4 separate regions of the Homo sapiens genome follow, and regions 1, 2 and 3 are each linked to region 4. A link is a contact called in ENCODE Hi-C or POLR2A ChIA-PET data. All regions are on one chromosome and are shown on one strand. Each heading gives the region's core, a stretch centred on a gene start or an enhancer-like site at or near the end of the contact. The rest is flanking DNA. Distances are from core to core; before and after follow the strand shown. Region 1 holds the start of AMPD2 (adenosine monophosphate deaminase 2). Region 2 holds the start of GNAI3 (G protein subunit alpha i3). Region 3 holds the start of SLC25A24 (solute carrier family 25 member 24). Region 4 holds the start of CLCC1 (chloride channel CLIC like 1).

Region 1 (2,700 bases), core at 69-2,568, 660 kb after region 4:
TTTTGAAAATTTTGATTCTATATTACCAGATGGCTTTCAGAAAGATTATATCAGTGTTCAAGGCCACCAGTAATGTGTTTGTGCACATGTACGTGTGTGTGTGTCTCCCATCTCACTAACTATACCCTTGCCAACCTGCATTAGCGTTTATTTTTTGGTTTTTTGTTTTTTAGTCTTTGCTATTTTGATTAGGTAAACCTGGTTATCTCTGTTCTCTTTTTAGTTTTATGGATTCTGTGTGAGGTGAAGAGGCCAAGTTTTTTTTAAGTTTGTTCAGGGAACAGTAGCCAGGGATCAATGGAAGTGGCACCAGATGCAGGTGGAGAAAAGGGTTCAGGGTCCAGAATCCAGCGTGGGGAGAGAAGAGGGAGGCAGAGTTTGGGAAGGATCTCTGCTGTGGGAGTGGTAAGAACTGGGAGGAGCCAGACAAACAGCATTAGAACAACTGGGTGTGGGGGGCAAAGGCCTCCCACAAGAGGGAAAATAGGGAAGAGATTAATTCCTGCTAATGCATTTAATTATATTCAGTGAAGTCTTAGGGACTTCCCTCCACAAGTTCCCTTTAGGTCGGATTATCTACCCCTTGGCAGTGGGGATGCTTGTTGGATAGACCCCAGAACGGCTGCAAGTGAATCAACCTGTGAGTGTCAATAGAGAACCAAGGCCAAGGCTAAAGCAATGGTAATACATGAATACTGAGTACTAACTACAGGCCAGGCACAGTTCTAAGCAGTTAACTTATATTAACTCATTTATCTTAACCACCATATAAAGCAGGTACTCTTACACTCATTTTACAGACGAAATAGAAGCACAGAGAAGTTAGGTAACTTGCCCAGTATCAGTCAGGAAGTAGGTGAAATCTGGATTTGAACCCAGACATTCTGGCTAGAGTTAAAGCTCTTAACCACCAAATACAGAAATGTGGGAAGGGGAGCCAGAATTGCAGGGCACAGCCTCCTACCTACGCCGGCCGGAAGAAAACAGACGACCAAGTGAGATTGCAGGGGCAGGACTTCTGCTTAAAATGAATCCTGGGACAATGATAACAGCTACCTTTCACTGGGCCCTCACTTCGTGCCAGGCACTGTGTAAAGGGACTTTACGTTTAATCTTCACAGTAACCCCTTTGAGTGAGGTACTGTCATTACCCCATCTTACTGATGAGGAAGCTGACGCACGGAACTGGCCCAAGACCCAGGGTCGGCTCAGGCCAGCCCTACCGCGGTGTGGTGGCTGCCCACGTGGCGCCCAGGAAGAGAAAAAAATGGCGAGGCGGGGTCGGCAGGCGGAGGCGGGGCCAGGCGGGGGCGGGGCCAAGGGCCGCAGAGCCTGGCGCGGAGCCGGCGAGATTTTGGTGGGGTCTCACCTGTTGCGTGACTCCCCCACAGTCCGGCCGCGGGAGTCCGACCCTGAATGCCCAGGGAGTGTTGAGAGAAATCTGGACGAGTTTCGGGTCCCGCTCCCTTGGGAGCACGTGGCCTACCAGCCTCTCGATTGCAGGGTTGGGTGGTCGCGACACCGGGGTCGCCTTGAGGCCAGTCCGGCTGCCGAGGTCTGCGGGAGTCCACCTCCGGCCAGCTGGCAATTTTGAAAGACTGCCTTACTTTCCCCATCTCAGTGCCAGGGCAGGGGCCCTTGGAGTGACTTGGCTGGGGTCTGTGGCCCGATCCCCCTGCCGTCCCTCAGGACCCGGGCTTTCTGCTGTACAGACTTCTCGTGGGCAGCCTCCCCTCGGAACTCGGGCATCATGGCCTCAGGTGAGTGTGTGTACGTGTGTTGGAGGGAGGGTCTCTGGGACAGAGAAGTGCTGTGGCCAGAGTGACAAGAGGGTGGGAGTCACAGCACAGCAGCAGGACCTAGGGAAGGCGGTCAGCTCCTCCCAGGAGGGCCTGGGGAGCAGAGCCAGAGTGTGCAGAGACAGAGGAAAAATCCAAAGAGGCTAGGGTCTCTGTCCCAGACCCCCAGACAAGGGGGTCTCCTGGCCTTCCTGCCTTCCTGGGAGGTAGCTATTTGGCGACGGTGGAATTTTCCCGGGACAGGCCCCTCCCTCCTGGGCTGGGATTCTCGGTTCTTCCCCCTCCTCCCAGAGCTGGGCTACCCCGGGAGCTGAGGGTCAGATGTGGAAGGAAAGTGGGTGCTGGGTTTTCACGGAGTATGCCTGCCCTGCCCCGGGAGGACTGTGTTTGAGCTTGGACTCGCTCGCTGCTGAATTCCTGTTTGTTATTCTTTTTTCTTCCAGGCTAGCTGGAAGGACCAGCTAGCCTGGACTTTGGCTTCTTTGCCCGGGAGCCCTGGCATGATGGGGTGAGGGCTCTTGGTGGGTTAGTGGAGAGCTGGGGGCTGGCCCTTCCCCATCTTCTTTTCTACCCACCCCCTCCCCGCCCCCCGCCAGGCCCAGCCACCATCAGTCACGTCACTCCTGGGACTGAGGAGGCAGGGGAGGGATAAGGGGCAGAGATGGAGGCCCCACTCCCCGAGGTTGCCTAGACAACATGAGAAATCGTGGCCAGGGCCTCTTCCGCCTGCGGAGCCGCTGCTTCCTGCATCAGTCACTCCCGCTGGGGGCGGGGCGGAGGAAGGGGTTGGATGTGGCAGAGCCAGGCCCCAGCCGGTGCCGCTCAGACTCCCCCGCTGTCGCCGCCGTGGTCCCAGCCATGGCATCCTATCCATCTGGCTCTGGCAAGCCCAAGGCCAAAT
Region 2 (2,700 bases), core at 85-2,584, 590 kb after region 4:
CCCAAAAGTATTGATAATGGAAAAGCAGTCCCTTTCATTCTTAACAGTCATTTGGGAATGACTGGGGGACTTTTCAAACCTTGAAGAATTGGCATTGCTAAGAGTTAAGGTGGACGAGGCTTTTTAAGGTGGCTCTAATCCTCTAATTAAATCCTTCTAATTAATGAATCATCACTATATAAACCTCTCTGTTGGGACCTTACTTTCTCAAGTTCAGATTCTATTAGAGAAATAAATTTACAATCACAGGGAAAGGTTTTAGGGACTGAGTTCCCTTCGCTAGAACGTATAGTAATTGTGGGCTTATTTGCCTGAAAAGTTGATTTAGGACTACCTTCACGCAGTATCCAGGGTTATTAGTGAAAGATGCTATCTGCCTGGGACTTTCACAGTGGACTTAAGTTTCAGGTGATACTAGGGCTGAGAGGCAAATTTTACTAGAACCTCTCCTTTTGCATGTTATCGCAACAGGAAATTTTAGTAGGAGATTCACAGGATGCACTGGTTTGTTTCGGGGTGTGGAATTGAAGTTGACTTATCTTGGTTTTAGTTCTAAGACCCTAAGGTAGGAAGATCTGAATTATACTGGAGAGAAGGGCAGCATGGAAATTTTATGGAGGAACTACAGGCTTACCTTTCAGGTTATCGAGTATCTGCTAGCGATTTCAAGTGGCCTTTTGCCAATATAGGAGTTAAGCAAATCTCAAGCCCACAGAAATACGTGAATAGCAAAAGGACCAGGGGACATTTTGAGAGGAGTCAGTGGGCCAGAGACGGCAAAAAGTTATTGCTGAGGTCCTAAGCACAGTCGGTGTTACGATCTCAGATGTGAGACGTGAACGGCGCCCAGGCCGGATAGCTTGTTCCCATTCCATTGATCTGAGATAACCCCAACGGAGGCAGTGTCCCATACTTGGGTAGGGGTCCCGAGTCTCCACAGCCAGAGATCAAAGGAGTTTTCTGGCAGGCGAGAAATTACCAGCAGATATTCCCGCGCGGGATGTAGGCTTTAATTTAGAAATCTCCGCCCCAAAACTGGCATCTTGAACGCGGGAGGGCATTATGAGTTAGAGGCCCCGGTTTTTCTCCATTTATCCAAATCAGGTAGCCGAAAGGTAAATGAGGCTTCAAGTTGGGCGGCGGGCAGCGAACTTGACAGAACCTCGAAACTCTGCAGATCCGCCGCCCAACCCAGCCGCCAGCTCCCCGTGACTTCCGCTTTCGGTCTCAACTCCTCTCCCTGAGGAGAGTGGTTTAAACGGTGAAGGCTGCGGGGCGTCGCCGGAAGTGTCGTAAACGTCGGATATCCGGTTCTTCTGGGCGCTAAGGGAGCTGACGGAGAGGGCCACCGCCCAGCAATAGACGGTGCCTCAGCCTGCCGAGCCGCAGTTTCCGTGGTGTGAGTGAGTCCGGGCCCGTGTCCCCTCTCCCGCCGCCGCCATGGGCTGCACGTTGAGCGCCGAAGACAAGGCGGCAGTGGAGCGAAGCAAGATGATCGACCGCAACTTACGGGAGGACGGGGAAAAAGCGGCCAAAGAAGTGAAGCTGCTGCTACTCGGTGAGGGGCTGGAGGCGGGGACTGAGTGGTGGTCGGGAGAGCCTAGGCGCTTGGAAGGCCTGAACGGGGTCTGGTCGGGCCGACGGAAAGGACCCTAAAGGGATCTGGAGGGCGTGCCGGGCGTGGGGCGGGGTGTTGGGGTTCCTAGCTGAGGCCCCAGAGGGCGTGATGAGGGGGGTGGGGTTTTGGGGTTGCGGGAATTAGGCTGTAGAGGGTGTGACTCCGGGCTAGAATTGCGTTTAGCAGAGAGACTTGGGAGTATGGGCCGGTAGATGTTGAGGGAGTAGGAATATGGGAAAAGCTCATAAAGGAAGAGTTGATACTAGGAAGGTTTTACGTTGGGTTGGAGCGTGTTGGTAACGAGAACGGCATAGAGTATATGTTGGGCTTGTATAATGGTTTGTGAGTTTGGAGCGTCGTGGTTCTTTGGCAGGATAAAGCTAGCAGGCTTGAATGGATGGTACAGAGACTGGAACAGAATGGTCACATAAGGACGTTGACATTTGTTAGTAAGAGAGCCATTTGAACTGTTGGAAGAACCCTGGATTATCCAGGAACATGAAGATAGGTAGGTGAGATAAATGACAAGTTATCAGGTATAAAGGAAAAGAGCTTGGGTGCAGAGGCCATCTCTACTTTTCCACCGTTTCCTATCATTTTTATTTTCAAAGTTTTATAACGTCTTCTTCTGTTTTTACAAAAGGATGGGAAATGGTGTGAGCTGAAGAAATTTAAAGAATGATTTCTTTGAGGTTTGTAGCAGAAGATCTAGTGAACAAGAGATTACACATTGGAGGATGCTGAATAGTTGCTATAGATGATGTGTAGTTGGAATAGTTACCTTAGGATAAGTTACAGAGTTGGACATATTCACTGTAAAGACTATGGTAGACTTCTGGTGGCTGTTTTATCCTTTTTGGCCTCTTCAAAGCAAAACCATTGACTTCAGGAATTACTGTTTATGTTATTTGATAGTCGTTTTAATTGGCTTTTTTTAAACACAGTCGGATGTATTTTACTCAACATGAGTTTCAAAATTTTTGAGAGGCTCAGTAAATCATACAAAGAATACTGGCATTAGCTTACTAATAAATCAAGCCACATTTCTTCATTATTAGTGAAGATTTTCTAGGGTAGTATTT
Region 3 (2,700 bases), core at 201-2,700, 760 kb before region 4:
CTGGGACAATCAGCACAAAGTACCAAAAGTTGGTTCCTTCAAAGTATGAATAAAATACACAAAACTTTGGCAAGATTGAAGGGGAGAAAAGGATAGATATGAGGAATGAAATAGAGAACCTACCTACAGATTCAGTCAGAAGTGTTATAAAATCATCGGTGAGTATTATGAACCTTGGACAGAACAGGCAGTTTCAAAAAAAATTGTAACTTACTAAATCTGACTCTAGAAGAAACAGTAAACTGAAGAGGCCTATAACTACCAAAGACATTAAAAGAGAAGTGAAATATAACTATATAACAGTTGTTGGCCCTCATAGTAACCTAATCACTTTCCCTCTTTGGATAAGAGAATGCCAGTGTCAGGGAACGCTTCAACAGGGTTGGAGAAGTTCCACATATCTCCACCCTACTAAAGGGGCAGAAGTTCAGGGGCACAGTTAAGATGACTCAGAGAAAATGAAATTGCTCAGTCGCAGGTCAAGTCAACCCTTCAGATCAATTTATGTACCTAGGGCATTAACCTAGGAATGTCTTAAACAATGGAATGCCGCCATTCCTTCTCAACAGGAAGTGGGGGAAACACGCGATTGGTTTTCAAACAGTTTTCAAACAGTAGACAATACACATAGCTGCTGTAACAAAGCAGCTTCGAAAGAGATCGAATGTGTGCGCCTTTATACAAAACTTGGGACCCACTGAAGTCTGACAGCTAAAACGGATTACATGTCTGCAAGGTATTAAAACAGAAAACAAAGAACCTGGGATGGATTCAGGACAAAAGTGTCTTAAAAATTTAACAGTGCCCGTGGGCCAGAGTGTCCACAACACTCATTTTATCTGGACAAATACCAGTAGACTTTCGTATTATGACCCACTTCTGTTACCGGGGTCGCCGGTCGCGGCCCCACGCCCGAGTTTCTGAAGCCACCGGAGCGCTGGGCGCCACAGTTCCTCCTTCCTCTCCTGGCAACGCCTCAAGCCGCCGCCCTCCTCGGTCCTCGCAGTGTCCCCAGCGCCCGCAGCCCTCCCTACGCTCAGGCGGCGCCCCGGCGGCGACCCACCTCCTCGGCGTCCTGGCCCAGAGGGATGCCCAGGTTCCTGAGCCCCTCCTGCAGCTCGCCGATGTCCACCACTCCGTCCCCATTGCGGTCCAGTGCCTGGAAGAGGGTCTCGTAGCGCGTCGGCTGCTCCGCGTCCTGGCAGGCCGCGGTGGGCAGCACGAAGTCCCGCAGCCAGCGCAACATGGTCCCAGAGGCGCAGGCGGCCTGGCCGAGGAAGTCACGGGAGATCGAGGGCTGCGGGGCGAGACCGGGACCAGCGCGAGGCCGGGCTGGGCGGGGCGCGCGGCGCAACAGCGTTTGGGGCGCCGTCGGGGTTGCGGCTGCGGCGCGCAGGGCGCAGGGCGCAGGAGCGGAGACCCCACCCGAGCCCGCGCGGAGCGCAGGGTGTGGCCGTCCCGCCGCTGCTGGGGAGGAGCTCGCCGCGCTGGCCTCGGCGGCACTGGCCGGGCCCGCCTCCAGAGAGCCGGAAGTGAGGGAGCTGGGAGCTGGGTCTCGGGAGGTGCTGTGCGGACCCGGGGTCGACCTCTGCCCAGTTGCCAGTCCCGCTGTCAGCATGCGGGTCCGAGGAAGAGGCCCCCAGCAGGTCCAGGGCTGCAGCGTCAGCGCGTCGGTGGCTTGGGAGCGGGGTCTTGAAGACTGGTTACTCCACTTAAAGACCCTCTCGGGCCGGAGCCTTGGCGGTCAGCCCAGAGCTGCTTCTCTCTGCCTGGAAACTGGGCCATGGAGGGCATTGTCTCTCACGGATGTCTAATTTTTTCGTGGTTGCACACCTGGGATGGCGATTCTGCTTTAAAAAGCAGAGAGTTAAATCCTAAAGCATCTATTGGAGCAATTATAAAACAAAAAGGAGAAACTCCTGGATTTGTTGCAGAAAAGATCAACAGCCATCTGCGTGGGCAACGGGGAAAAGAAGGACTAGTTTGGTAGGCAGCTTAGCTAGGATTTGCCCGTGATTAAGCGTATAGAGTGTCTGCCAGCTGCACTTATCAGAAAAAACCACAGCGCCCTCCTCCTTCTCAAGATGGGTGCAGTTCCGAGGTTTGGAGCTTATTACTCAGGCAAGACAGAACTTATTACTGCCTAGCATGGAATAACGGAAGGAACATTGGACTTAACAGAGAAAGTACCTAATCCTTCAGGTGTGACATAGCGTCTCCGGGTAGTCTCTCATCAGTAAAATGAGAATATAAATATCTGCCTTCACAACAAAGTTGTATATTAGGTGTGAAAGGTCTTAATTCTCTAAGGCGCCAATCAAATGAGATATCATTAATTGTAATAATCCTGTTCATTCACAGCTGCGTAAGAGGAACTATTGTTGTACTGCTGTTTGCAGAAAAGAAGATACCTCTGTACTTGTAAATTAGGGTGTCTCACATCTTCTGAATCACTACACAGAAATCAGTTCCAACAACAGCCAGGAACTCAGACCCTGAACTTACCTCTCCTCATATCATTTTGTATGTTTAAGATATGTATGAATCTAGAATTTGTAAATTAAGGGCTGCCTGCTTAGTAAAATCATCTTGAAACTGATTTATCTTTTTATATTACTTCCAACTTCCAGTCTTATTAAGAATCATTGCCTTCCTTTGGAACTGCCTTCAAACTTCAAATTTTCTCTGTCCTTGAAAACC
Region 4 (2,700 bases), core at 200-2,699:
CTCTACCTAAACTGCCTCTCCAGGGCAAAAGTACTAATGGCTCTCAGGGGCTTCTCTGAGAGGATAGGGTCTTAGAGTGGAGAGGACCTGTTGGAACGACATCTCCACAGAGCGGGAAATAGGGAGAGTAGTTTATAGTAGCTACTAGACTGGAGAACTACCAGGAAACACAGATCGTCGTGCAGACGGCCAGGCAGTGAGTAGAAATGGGCACAAAAGAAAAAGTCTTTGGTTTCAACGAAAGCACATGAGTAATGGGAAAGGCAAGACTAACCTGGATTAGTAGAGTCAAATCCTGTTTTAGACTAGAAGTACCAGGGTATAAGTCGGGAGGCTGCAACTTATTTCGTATGCTTATGCAGTTTCTTGGAACCATGGCTCTCAAACTTGCGAATTTGCATTTTTAACAATTTCCCAGATGACGATAAAGCTAGTCTGGGAAGAACACTTCATAATCACTATTATAAAGAAAACCTGAATTGTTTTTCACCACCCAGTAATAAACCTACAGCTTATGGTGTGTCTAACTTTTTACACTCAAATCAGATTTGGAGCCAGGCGCAATGGCTCACGCTTGTAATCCCAGCACTTTGGGAGGCCAAGATGGGAAGATCCTTTGAGCCCAGGAGTCAGAGACAAGCCTGGACAACACAGGGAGACCCCTTCTCTACAAATAAAATTTACAAATTAGCCGGGCCTGGTGGCGCGCACCTGTGGTCCCATCTACTCAGGTGGCTGAGGCAGGAGAATCGCTGGAACCCGGAAGGCGGAGGTTGCCGTGAGCGGAGATAGCACCACCGCACTCCAGCCTGGGTGACACAGCAAGACTCCGTCTCAAAAAAAAAAAAAAAATCCATTTTGGAGGTTGTTTTGTGTCCGTTTTTGTTGTTGTTGTTAACTGTGTTAATTCACAGATTTGAAGTTTTAGAAAATTAACTACAACTAAATCCGAGCTATTCTGCTGACAGCATTTATTCAAATTATGCTTAAAGTTTTCAGAGATAACCAAAGCCAACAGAATTCAACGTGCGCTCAGGTCTCGCTTTGCCCTCGCTGTGCCTTCTCCGTAGGCCGCTCTCTGGGCCAAGCACCTCCCCGGAACGCGCGCAACCGCGGCGGACAGGCAGCCGCCGGCGCGGGAGCTGAGGTAGGAGCCCGGGGCACCCACAGGCCGCAGCGGACGCACGCAGCTAGCACGGTCCCCGCCCCGGGTCGCGCCTGCGGCCTCCCCAGCGTCTGCGCCGCGAGTCCGCTGGACCCGCCAGGGCGTAACGGCGGGTAACCCGCCCCACCCGCCGCACAACACACCCAACTGCACGGACTCACGTCCGGGATCCCCTGCCTGCCTCTCGAGGAAGACACCTGCCCAGGCCGGCCGCAGAAGAGGTCGCACAGCTTGCCGCCGCCCAGGGTTTCAGCGTGCTTCCTGGGCCTCGTCATCGAATTGTTCGGCTGACGGCTGCGTGTCCCTCCCCCGTTGCGGGCCGCTGATTGGCCTCGTTGATTGGGCGGGGCTAGTAGCGGGACCGGCCTCTGCGCGCGGGTTATTTTCGCCGCGGATTTTCTTTTACTTTTCATCTGCGGAACTCTTTCTGCGAAGGAAATCTCGCCTGGAACTCAAATATATACAACGGATAGGAAACCTATTTTCTTACTATTAATATATTTGATAAGTTTGAATGTGTAACATTCGCCATGAAACGCAAGCATGATTTTTTTTTTTTTGAGGCAGAGTCTCACAGTGTTGCCCAGGCTGGAGTGCAGTGGCGCGATCTCGGCTCGGCTCACTGCAACCTCTGCCTCCCGGGTTCAAGCAATTCTCCTCTCTCAGCCTCCCGAGCAGCTGGGACTACAAGCGCGCACCACCACATCCAGCTAATGTGTATTTTTAGCAGAGACAGGGTTTCACCATGTTGGCTAGGCTGGTCTCGAACTCCTGACCTCAGGTGATCCGCCCGCCTCGGCCTCCCAAAATGCTGGGATTACAGGTGTAAGCCACCGCGCCTAGCCACAAGCATAATTTTTTAAAGGGAGGATCACGAATGACAACTGTAGTTCTACTCAGGGCAGGACAAGGGAAAGGTCTGCACACTGTAGGGCAGTTGGAAGTAGTTTTGTTTTTGTCTTTAACTGCTGGCCTTGCAATCTCGGGAAACTGTGAAGATGGTAAAATTTACTATCTTAACCATTTTTAAAGGTACAATTCAGTGGTATTAGATACATTCACATTGTTATGCAACCATTACCACCATCCATCTCCAGCACTCATCTTGCAAAACTGAAACTCTGTACCCAGTAAGTGGTAACGCCTCATTCTTCCCCTCCCTCCTTCCCAGCGACTACCATTCTTTCTGTCTTTATGAATTTGACTACTCTAGGTATTTCATATAAGGACTCATACAGCATTTGTCTTTTTGTAACTGATTTCACTTACCATAATGTCCTCAAGGTTCATCCATGTGGTAACGTGTCAGAATTTCTTTTAAGGCTGAATAGTATTCCATTTTATGTATATACCAGTTCATTCAGTCATCTGTTAATGGATAACAGGTTGTTTCCACTTTTGGCTACTGTGAAATAATACTGTAAACATGGATATACAAATATCTGTTTTTTAACCCTTTTGGGTATACACACAGATGTTCAAATATCTGTTGCTTTCAACTCCTGAATATATATACACAAGTGGAATTGCTGGAT

The links. Hi-C counts contacts between places; a loop is a spot of excess contacts on that map. ChIA-PET counts read pairs that join two places held with the same protein, here RNA polymerase II (POLR2A). Pooled maps may share reads with other maps.
Region 1: a loop to region 4 is called in a pooled map, with 6 times the contacts of the local background. The contact joins the promoter of AMPD2 here to the promoter of CLCC1 in region 4. A Hi-C loop is called at or near these places in 6 of 50 pooled maps.
Region 2: a loop to region 4 is called in a map with no recorded cell type, with 9 times the contacts of the local background. The contact joins the promoter of GNAI3 here to the promoter of CLCC1 in region 4. A Hi-C loop is called at or near these places in 1 of 37 single-sample maps with no recorded cell type and 9 of 50 pooled maps. POLR2A ChIA-PET finds 5 or more read pairs at or near these places in 3 of 52 experiments (AG04449, CD4-positive, alpha-beta T cell and activated T-cell).
Region 3: a pooled map shows a loop between it and region 4 (9-fold over the local background). The contact joins the promoter of SLC25A24 here to the promoter of CLCC1 in region 4. A Hi-C loop is called at or near these places in 9 of 50 pooled maps. POLR2A ChIA-PET finds 5 or more read pairs at or near these places in 2 of 52 experiments (CD4-positive, alpha-beta T cell and CD8-positive, alpha-beta memory T cell).

The regions. Positions count from the first base shown.
Region 1 is chr1:109,618,519-109,621,218 of GRCh38, forward strand. It overlaps AMPD2 (adenosine monophosphate deaminase 2), which reads left to right and starts at 1,319. Exons shown (of 19, transcript NM_001368809.2): 1 at 1,319-1,760; 2 at 2,396-2,700. The coding sequence starts at 2,658. It overlaps GNAT2 (G protein subunit alpha transducin 2), which reads right to left and starts at 1,098. Exons shown (of 9, transcript NM_001377295.2): 1 at 965-1,098. RefSeq lists enhancers at 486-1,016, 997-1,046, 1,017-1,545, 2,067-2,116, 2,076-2,604 and 1 more and a silencer at 1,237-1,426.
Region 2 is chr1:109,547,281-109,549,980 of GRCh38, forward strand. It overlaps GNAI3 (G protein subunit alpha i3), which reads left to right and starts at 1,335. Exons shown (of 9, transcript NM_006496.4): 1 at 1,335-1,558. The coding sequence starts at 1,441. RefSeq lists enhancers at 862-921, 1,452-1,621.
Region 3 is chr1:108,198,893-108,201,592 of GRCh38, forward strand. It overlaps SLC25A24 (solute carrier family 25 member 24), which reads right to left and starts at 1,451. Exons shown (of 10, transcript NM_013386.5): 1 at 1,064-1,451. The coding sequence starts at 1,246. RefSeq lists a silencer at 1,235-1,574 and an enhancer at 1,375-1,669.
Region 4 is chr1:108,962,035-108,964,734 of GRCh38, forward strand. It overlaps CLCC1 (chloride channel CLIC like 1), which reads right to left and starts at 1,450. Exons shown (of 13, transcript NM_001377458.1): 1 at 1,327-1,450; 2 at 275-435. RefSeq lists enhancers at 1-153, 526-645 and silencers at 573-867, 1,006-1,245.